Regions from separate parts of the Homo sapiens genome. Here region 1 is linked to region 2. A link is an interaction called in ENCODE POLR2A ChIA-PET data of the cell type or tissue named here. Cell type or tissue: IMR-90. All regions are shown on one strand. Region 1 overlaps CLASP1 (cytoplasmic linker associated protein 1). Region 2 overlaps GLI2 (GLI family zinc finger 2).

Region 1 (5,000 bases), 600 kb after region 2:
ACAACTCCCAGGAAGCCTCACCATGTGTATGCTTTATTTTATCACTGCAGGTAAATATTTTGCTGAAATTGTCCCTCCCACTAGACTAAAAGTTCCTTGAAGGCAAGATCCCATCTTAGCTATCTTTCTATTCCCATGACTGGCACAATGTCCAGTATACGCCAGGTGCTCAATAAATAGCTGTTGAACTAATTTCCCCATAGTGTGCGTGTGCACATGCACGCACACACACACACACACAGATAGGGTCTTGCTCTGTTGCCCAGGCTGGAGTGCGATGGTGTGATCATGGCTCACTGCAGCCTCGATCTCCTGGGCTCAAGCGATCCTCCTACCTTAGCCTCCCAAGTAGGTGGGATTACAGGCACACATAATATTTTAAGTTTTTTGTAGGGGTCTCAGTATGTGAGATGGGGTCTCGCTATGTTACCCAAACTGGTTTCAAATGATCTGCCCACCTCAGCCTCCCAAAATGCTGGGATTACAAGCATGAACCACTACACCCAGGCCAGCGTACATATTTTTAATGCTCATGACTCACAAAGTCACATCTGGAGCATGCCACATTGACTTGGATTTACATTTTTCCTAAGGAGCTAGCACAGAAAACTAGGAGCATGGCAGGTTATCTACAAATGATCAACTTGGGCTGTAGAAAAATCTACTGTACCAGGCCCAGAGAGTCCCATTCCAGGTGACACACTGGAAAAGCAACAGACTAGTTCTTTGGAAAAGAGACTTCAGCTCAGGTTTTTCCAGTCACCAATTGTCTGAGGAGGACCGGCATGTTTCTTGGAAGAGCTCTGTCAGGTAATGGGTTACCTCAGACGGGGCGCTTTTCTTCCTCCTCCATTTGTGCAGGTCTCAGAGTCTGTGTGTGTTTGGGAAAGCCAAGCACGTGGCTGTGTACCTATGTGGCTGAGTTACACACAGCTGAGTGGATGGTGAAAAGTGGAAGGAGACAGTCCCTCTCTTATCTAATCTGGCCTAGCAATGAAACCATGCTCAGAAACTGCTGGCTTTCTAGTGCAAGAAATTACTGCCCAAGTATCATAACACACCAGCCTGAAAGCTAAGGAACTTTTAGGCCTCTGTTTTCAAAACCTGGAGAAAGAAACAAAAGGTCAGAAAACACCGGATTCTGTAGCGTATCAAAATTAGAAAGCACTGATGCACAGGAGTCAATATCTGAGGTCCCCTGGGAGGTGGGAAGCAGCTCAGTGGGTGGAAAGAACACGGCTCTGGAGACAGGATTCAAGAGTCAGCAGCATTGCTTTCCAGGCTTGACAGGAGCAAGCTAAGGCCTCCTGGTGCTCTTCGGGGTTGCAACGAGGATTAGTGAGGCCAGGTAACTGATTGCCGGGTTCGTGGTGAGAACTCGTGGTTTTCCTTCTCTCCTCCCCATCTCCTGCACTCTATTGCCCTTCAGGTTAAAGTGAATTATCCTACAGAGAGCTGCTGGGAAAAAAGGCTGTTTCAGATCTGCTGAGCTGAAACCCAAACCCAAGGAGCCCTTCATCTTACAAAAATCCAGGAATTCTGGATGTGGCCTGCATGAAGCATTTGGTGAAATGTATCTATTATTTTATTTTATTTTGAGACAGAGTCTTGCTCTGTTGCCCAGGCTGGAGTGCAGTGGCGCCATCTTGGTGGGTTCAAGCGATTCTCCTGCCTCAGCCTCCGAGTAGCTGGGACTACAGGCGCACACCACCACGCCTAGCTAATTTTTTTGTATTTTTAGTAGAGACAGGGTTTCACCAAGTTGGCCAGGCTGGTCTCAAACTCCTGACCTCAAGTGATCTGCCCACCTCGGCCTCCCAAAGTGTTGGGATTACCGGTGTGAGCCACCACGCCCGGATGATCAAATGTATCTAATGTGGATGAGGGCTTTGGTTCTAAAATGTCTGAAAATAAAATGTCAGAAGCTGCACATTAAGATGGGTAGTTTGAGGCCCTCTTTTTCACTGGGGTTAGAGAAAGTTTCCCAAGACAGACGCTGGTTTTGGCAAGGGAGGTAGGTGTTCTCAACTTCCCTCTATATGCCAAACCCCTGGCTTTGGCAAGCTGCCTGAATCAGGGTGAACTTCAGGTTTTGCCCCTGTGTTCTATGTAACATAAGAAGCAAAGATTATAAATGTAAGCAAACAGAGAGCAAAAGTCAACATGGGCAGCAGAAACAAAGGAAGACAACACCACTTAGTACACAAGGTGGCCAGAAGTGGCAAGGATTTAGAAAGGGGTGAGGGACTATTCAAAGAGGACAGGATCAAAAAGACTTCTGGGTTATAATCTGCCTTGAAGTCATCAAAAACTATTCCAATTCTGCTACAGTCTCATTAGAAACACAGCACTCCTTCACCTTTCAAAGTCAGTGAAGTAATAGTGTCTAGCTAAGAAAAGCGTAATTTTCACATCTAGCTTTTTAAAATTGGATCATTACTCAGAATACTGGTGAATGTTTGCTTAAAGGTTTCTTTTAGCACAAAGTTTTCAAAATTTGGATTGCATGTTTTTTAGGTTCACAAGGTTTGATCTGGCTCTGTCACAGACACACCAGAATAACTGGTTGAGTCAAAAAAAAAAAGCAAAGGTCCAGGAACAACAGTGGCTGGAATCAAAGAACTCTTCATAGCAGCGTCTTGAGCTTAGCTACTCAATCGTGTGGAAGCTAAGGAAGAGTTTAGCGCCACCTTCTGGGAAAGGCCAGAAAGACCTTAAAAAATTGGATTGACCCTGAGTTTAAGTATCCACCAGTAGACTGGGGAAAAACGACCAATGCCCCAGATTGGCACTGACATGGTCCTGGGATTTACAACGGAGTGCCAGCATGGCCCTGAACCTGGGACGAGAGTCCTCACTTAGCTAGGCTCAGTACCAGAGGGAGGGGAGAAGAAAAGTTCCAGGCTATAAGTCTGGAGACCTGAGTTTTGGCTCTGGTTCTGGCATCAACTAGCCAAGCGAGCTTGGGGTAAATTTCTTCACTTTCTATGCCTCGGTTTTCCTCATCAGTAAAACGAAAGGGAGAATCTGAATCAATTATTTTAAAAGTATTTCAGATTATAAAATCTTATCATCCAACTCTACCTGATGAGTCTTTTCCCCTGAAAAATGTGCATGCACAAAATTCCAGGAAGCTTTGAAGATCTTGAGAAGTAGTGTCTGTATGAAATGACCTCTAACAAGACAGTCATCACATCCTTGCCTGGAAAAGGAGATTCAGGGCAACACAATGGATATCTTCAAATGTGGTCAGGTTCTTAGGTGGGAGATTTATTCTGTTCTACTCTAAGGGGTAGAACTAGGGCCAACAGGGACAAATGATGAGAAGGAGTGGAAAGAGGGGCTGGGAGCCCAGGAGGTGGTGTGTCCTGCTGTCCTGGAGATGCTGCAGAGGCTGGGCTGGCCTCTCAGGAGGTGCTCAGCATCAGATGGGAAGCTGGGCAGCACGTTTAAGGCTTCTCTTTGGCATTCTAATTCCGGTATCCATCTCTAAAAACCCATGGCATTTCCTAGCCTAACGCTGACAATGTACCGGCTACCCCAGCACAAATATAGACGGATTCCAAACAAAGCAGTAGTCAAAAAATACAAGTCGTATTTTTGACTGGTGTTTTAGAGTTTACTCAATTGCATTTAATAGCTTCTTCGGTGTATTTAGAGAAATGCAGTTATATCTGCTTTATGTAGAATTTTAAAAACTTGACAACAATTCTATTCAAAATCAGTCTACTTTCTTCAATGGAAGAGTATAAAAAGGATACTATCTTCAATTTTCAACAATGTCAACCACCTTACCTCACTTGACTTTAATGCTAGCCTCTCAGCGCAGGGTATAAAACACCTGCCCCCCACCTCCCACCCAGCATACAAGTGCTTTAGATATCCAGAGTGTCTATGACTTGTCCACAATCACAGCCCCCGAGCTGGCAAAAGCAGCATGTGAACCCAGGCCTTCAAACCCCAAACTCAAAGGTTTTGACATTAAGTTATGGCTCTTTCTGAAGCTACAAGAACTAAAGGGCAGGTGTCACATCTGGCTCCTTGAGAGTCAGTTCATCAGCGAGGCAGAACTACTCCCCTACCTATGAATAACAGCAGGAGCAGCCGCCACCACAGCTGCCACTCAGAAATAGACACTGTGCCTGGCACTTTACAAGCCTGTGAGGTGGGCTATGTTTCTCCACTCGACACAGAGAATATGAGGGCTCACAAAATGGTAAGTCTCCTGCCATCTTGGCTCAGCAGGGTTCAACCCAGGAGTGTCTTCCAAGCCCATGCCCCCTCCCTTGGCCACATGGCCTTGGCTCCTAGCTAAAGTTCTCTCCCTATGTGCTCCTTTTCAGCCCATCTCAGGTTCTAACTCCCTAAGGAACTCTTCCTTGACTATTCTAGCCCACTCCTAAACTCCTGGTGTATTTCACTTTGAACCACACGACTCTGCTTTAACCTCAACTAAACCGTAAGGACCTTGAAGACTACAGTACACCACTACCCATCAATCATCAAACATTTATTGGAGTTTGTGCTGTTAGTATGACTGCTGGCTCAGTAACTTGGAATCTCTCAATGAAGCTAAACAGGTTTTGGGGTTTTGTCTTTTTATTAAAAAGCAAAAACCTACAAAGGAAATGGGGCTTCTGGTCATATCCCAAGGTTGGGCCTAGGGAAAACTGAAAATTTAGAATTTGAGGATTTTGGTTTGCTACTCAACAGCAACCTGTATTATCTTGAGGCTGGATGAAACACAGATAATCACCTAGTCCACTTGATAGGGTAAGAGATAAGGAAAAACCAAAGTACAGAGGGGTAAAGGCATTTCTCCAGAGTTCATGCAGTATATTATTTCCCAGTGCCCATTGATACAAATGACTGCTGCCCTGAGAGGCACCTAAGGGCCATTCCTGAGCGCAGGGGGTCTGGCTGAGATGAGGTCAGCTAGTGATTCTAACTGGTATTTGATCACATATCTTCTCTGGCACACTGGTGCTTCTCTCTGACTA
Region 2 (5,000 bases):
GCATTCTAGGTCCTTTGCATTTTCATATGAATTTTGGAATCATCTTGGCAATCTCTCCAAAAACCCTGCTTTTAAGATTTTGATTGAGATTGTGGTAAATGTAGATGTATTTGGAGAGAATTGACATCTTAATAATATTGAGTAATCTGGCTCATGAACGAGGTATGTCCTTCCATTTATTTACATCTTCTTCATATTCTCCTAGCAATGTTTTATAACTTTTAGTGTACAAGTACTGTACATCTTTTTTCAGATTTATTCTAAGATATTTTATGTTTTTGATACTGTTGTGTTATTTTAAAATTTCAATTTGCTAATATTAAAGAATATAATTGGTTTATTTATATTGCTTTTATATCCTGCTTTTTGTAGATTTTGTCAGATTTTATACATGTGTTTATGTCATCAGTGAATACAGATAGTTTTACTTCTTCCTTTATAATCTGAATTCCTTTTATTTAGTTTTTTGCCTTTCACTGGCTAGAACCTGCAGTACAATGTTGCCTAGAGGTAGTGAGAGTTCTTATTCTTATCTTGTTTTTGATCTTAGATTGGATAACATAATAAATTTCATTAGTTGGTTTTCAACTGTTAAAACAGTTCTTTAAAATTTCTTTTGTGTATTTTGAAGCTCTGTTATTAGGTGCATAGATGTTTAGGATTGTCATGGTATCAGATGACTTTCTTTATCATCTCTACTAATATCCTTTGTTCTGGCTGCTTTTATGATTTTCTGTGGGTTTGTAGTTTTTATCAAATTTGGAAAATTTTTAGCTTTTATGTCTTTAAATATTTCTTCTTCCTATCCTCTATGTTCTGTTTCTCCTTTGGGGACTCCAGTTACATGTATATTAGGCAGCTTGAAGTTATCCCACAGCTCATATGCTCTTTTTTAATGTTTTATTCTGTTTATAATACCGGATAGTTTTTGTTGCTATTTCTTCAAGTTTACAGATCTTTTTTCTTCAATGTCTAATCTACCACCAATTCCATCTAGTGATTTTTCATCTCTAGAAGTTTGATTGGGTCGTTTTGTATCTTCCATGTCTCCACTTAACTCTTTGGACACAGGAATTCATTTATAACTACTGTTTTCATGCTCTCATCTGCGAATTCTAACATTTGTACCTGCTCTGGCTCAGTTTTGATTGATGTTTATTTTCCTCATGTACTTTTCTGCTTTTTTTTTTTTTTGGCATGTCTGGTAATCTTTGCTAGATGCTAGAATATTGTAAGTTTTATCTTATTGGATGTTGAATATTTTTGTCTTACTATAAATATTCTTGAGCTTTCTTCTAGGATATGATTCATTTACTTGCAAAGTTTAATTTTTTTAGCTTTGTTAGATGGGACCAGAGCCTAGGGCTAATTATTCCTTGCTATTGAGGTAAAATCCTTCAGAGTTCTCTACCCAAGGCTGTGTGACTTTTGAGGTTTTCCAGTCTGGCTGGTGGGCATAGGCACTGGCCTTGTCTACACTGGGCACTCTTCCCTCTCATCCTCTCAGCTGGATCTTTTCCTGGCCTTGGGGCAAGAACAGTATGTGCTGATTCTATTCTGCAATGCTCCAGGGGGACCCTCTGCAAGTTCACCAATGTTCCCCTTCTGTTCAGCTCTTCCACTGGTCTGGTGTTCTGCCATGCAAAACCCTTCTTACCCTGGTCTCCCTCCTCTCCAACTCCATCTCCATCTCCTTAACTCAGGAATCCACCAAGCTCTGCCTGGTTACCCCTCCCTGTGCCGTGGCCTGGAAACACTCTCTGGAAAGGAAGCTGGGGCAGGCTAAGGCTCACCTCTTTGGTTTTCGTTCCTTCATTGCCTGATGTTCATTGTCCTGAAAAGCCATTGTTTCCATGGTTTTGCTGGTTATTTGATGGTTTTGGGAGGGAGGTTACATCTGGTCCCTGTTATTCCATCTTGGCCGAAGCAGAGAGCTCACCTTGCACTTTTCTCACTAGCAGGGCCTTTCTGATTTTAAGTGGTGTGAGTGGTCCACTGTAAGGATAGTCCTCACCCTGATGTGTTTAAGACCTGACGGGAGAGGCTGGTGTGGCCAGCGGGTGTGAGGAGGGATGGCTGGGGAGAGGCCTGAAGCTGACAGGGGCAGGGACATCTCACCACTTATCCGGGCCGCCTGGCCTTGAGGGACTAGGCCTCACAGAACATCTGTGTGGGCTGGAGGTTTGCATTTTACTCCTAGCACCACACACAATCTCAGCAGCTTTTCTGAGGGCTTTGTGCACAGCTGAGCGTGGGAGCTGCATCAGGGCAGAAAGCCCCAGAGTGCTCAGGCTTGCCAGCAAAGGCACTCTTCCATGATGCTGTCATGGGGAGAGGGGAAAGCGGAAGTGGGAAGGGCCTATGTGAATGGTGCTGGCTGGGAGGCCTGGCTTCCTCCCCCTGACCGGGCCTCTCAGACCTGGCTGCAGGACCGAGGACCCTCTCTTGTGAGGGAGTGCTGGGGCCTAGGCACAGATGTTCAGCCTGCGCCCCTGGCCTGCCTACATACCTAGGAGAGGGGAAGCCACGGCCAGGCCCAAGGCCTAGACCCAGGGCTCCCTATAACGTCTGAGCTCAGCTACACAGTGGAAAATGGAAAATATCTGCTCGGCCTGCAGCTTCGGGCGGGGTGGCTGTAAATCATCCAGGAGGCTGTGAGAGCTGCCCTTGGGCCTCCTTGGCTTGCGGGTGAGGGCCGTGGGTGGGCCCTGGGGAGCCCACCATCCAAAGGTCAGGCCAGGCCAGCCGTGGGAGAGACAGAGTGAGGGTCAGCGGGCCCCAGAGACTGGCCACTCCTACCATCTCGTTGCACAGAAGGGGAGGGGCAGTGGTGGTGACTTTTCCAGGGACATACAGCCTGATCAAGGCTGAGGTGCAGCTGGCCTTCCTCTCCCCTCTGGAGGAAGTGGACACGATGACTGGGGGCCAGGCCCTTTCTGTGCCCAATCCTGCATGATCTTCCCTGCACCCTCCCCCACCCCCACACTGGCAGGTTTCCTTTTGCTCATGGAGCTGTGGTTGGCCATGTGAGGCCTCATGAGCAAATGCAGCAGCAGAGCTGGTCTGAGAATGTAGGAAGAAACAGACTCAGTTTCTCTTACACTCTCACTCTGTCAACACAGAAAACATGTGTGACCAAATGTGTGGGGGTTTTTCTCCATACCCACGGCAAGCAAGCACTTCTGCCGTGAATACCAGCTAGGTGTCCTCCAATTCAATTCAGTTTTGACCCTGTCTACCTGCAGACAGCATCAGATCCCACAGGTTGAGAGCTCAGTCCCACAAGACCGCCCCACATCTGTGGCATCCCACAGATGCCAGTCTCAAGTACAGGTTCTTCAACTACCTGTGCTTCTGACCAACCAGCTATAAATCTGGGTTCCCATGCCGCCTTCCTTGGGTTTGATTAATGTGCTAGAACAGCTCACAGAACTCGGGAAATACTTCTGTTTGCTGGCTTATTGTAAAGAATATTACAAAGGATAAAGGTAAAGAGATGCACAGGGTGAGGCATGGGGGGTGGTGCAGAGCCTCCATGCCCTTTTGGGTGCACTACCTGTTAGGAACCATGTGCTCAGCTATCTCTGGAAGCTCCTGAACCTAGTCCTTTTGGGTTTTTATGGAGGCTTCATTACTTATGCATGACTGATTAAACCGTTGGCCATTGGTGATCAACTTAACCTTCAGCCCCTGTCCCCGCCCCCGAGGTTGGAGGTAGGGCTGAAAAGTCCTAACCCTCTCTTCTGCCTTGGATTTTCAGGTGACCGGCTTCCATCCTGAAACTACCTAGGGCCTACCTAGTTACAGTCAACTCATCAGCATACAAAAAGACACCCATTTCTCTGGAGATTCCAAAGGTTTTATGCCAGGAAACAGGAGGAAGACTAAATATGTATTTTACAAAATATATATTTTACACTATCACAGCTGGACAGTTAAGCCTGTGTGTCCTCAGGTGAGAGCCCTGGGGGAGCTCTTGGATGAGGGAGGGGCTTTAGCCCTGGGGCTGCCCCTTGTGAGATTCTCCAGTAGCATCCCCCGGCCTCCCTCCCTGCAGTGTTGGGTAAACCTCCCAGGGGCAGGGTGATGGGCCAGCTCTGTTGCTCCAGGGGAGGCCCTGGCCCCCGTGGGCCTCAGTTCCTGTCTCTGTCTGATGAATGGGATGTGTTAGATAGTCTGGGGCCCATCCCAACTGTACAACTTCTCGGAGGCTCTCCCTTTTTCCTGGGATATAGGTCCTCCTAGGGATGCCAGGCCAGTGGAGTGGTCTTATGTGGGGGGTCCAAGGAGGTCTGGGGCCTCCCAGGTGCCATCGCTGTGCTTTTGAGGGAAAACTGAAAGTCTGAACCTTCCCAGGACTGGAAGGGACAAGTGATTTCCCAGGAAGTGGAGGCAGGGTGGACCCTTCCCCAGGCCTGGAGTGACTTCTGGAGGTTGTGTTAGGAGATTTGGGGGACTCTTCCCCTTTGGCACTTGTATGTAGAGACATATGTTTAGATGTTTCTGGGGAGGTGACCACATTTGAATCATCACCTGAGCTCCTTGGTCATTTGTCTCAGACCAGGGATGCAGCGTCCCCCTGTCTGCCTGCCCGCATGCTTGGTGCCACTGAGCCTTGCTTGGTTAGCTCTTGGACCACAGAAGTCAATCTTTTCCAGTGGCTCAGGCCTCGTCTCTGTCTCTTTTGGCTCTTTTTTCTCATGCCCCTAAGTTCGGTGGTGTCTGCCTCCTTGCAAAAATCAAAACAAAACTGTCATAATGTTTTCAGGTCCTTGTGGAATGCCACCCTTTAATTCCTCTTCATTAGGCATGCTTTTCTCCTCCAAGCCTGTCCCGAGAAGGTTCTCCTGACCCTGAACGCCCTCTTGCGCAATCCTGCTGGGCAGCCCAGTGACTGTGAGGTCTGCTGAGGTGGGCCTTGTCCTGCACAGGAAAAGCAGGGTGGGAAGGAGAGCAGAGTGGCTGGGCCTGGATGCACCTTGGGGTTGCTGCAGTGAACG

Evidence for each region. Peaks named below come from ENCODE experiments on the same cell type or tissue, not always from the same donor. Only the 100,000 strongest peaks of a DNase experiment are listed, where the experiment ranks them.
Region 1: POLR2A ChIA-PET joins it to region 2 with 8 read pairs; 1 of 35 experiments calls an interaction of 5 or more read pairs at or near these places.

What each region holds. Positions count from the first base shown.
Region 1 is chr2:121,353,570-121,358,569 of GRCh38, forward strand. The region is part of intron 38 of CLASP1 (cytoplasmic linker associated protein 1); the gene reads right to left. Among named protein-coding and RNA genes, the nearest start is that of TFCP2L1, 71 kb to the left of the region's middle. In IMR-90, a CTCF peak has its summit at 2,683 (motif pointing left); a DNase peak (open chromatin) is centred at 2,682.
Region 2 is chr2:120,756,045-120,761,044 of GRCh38, forward strand. The region is part of intron 1 of GLI2 (GLI family zinc finger 2); the gene reads left to right. Among named protein-coding and RNA genes, the nearest start is that of GLI2, 23 kb to the left of the region's middle. RefSeq lists an enhancer at 2,361-3,222. In IMR-90, no CTCF peak of the experiment used is centred here; a DNase peak (open chromatin) is centred at 2,287; H3K27ac peaks cover 2,733 bases.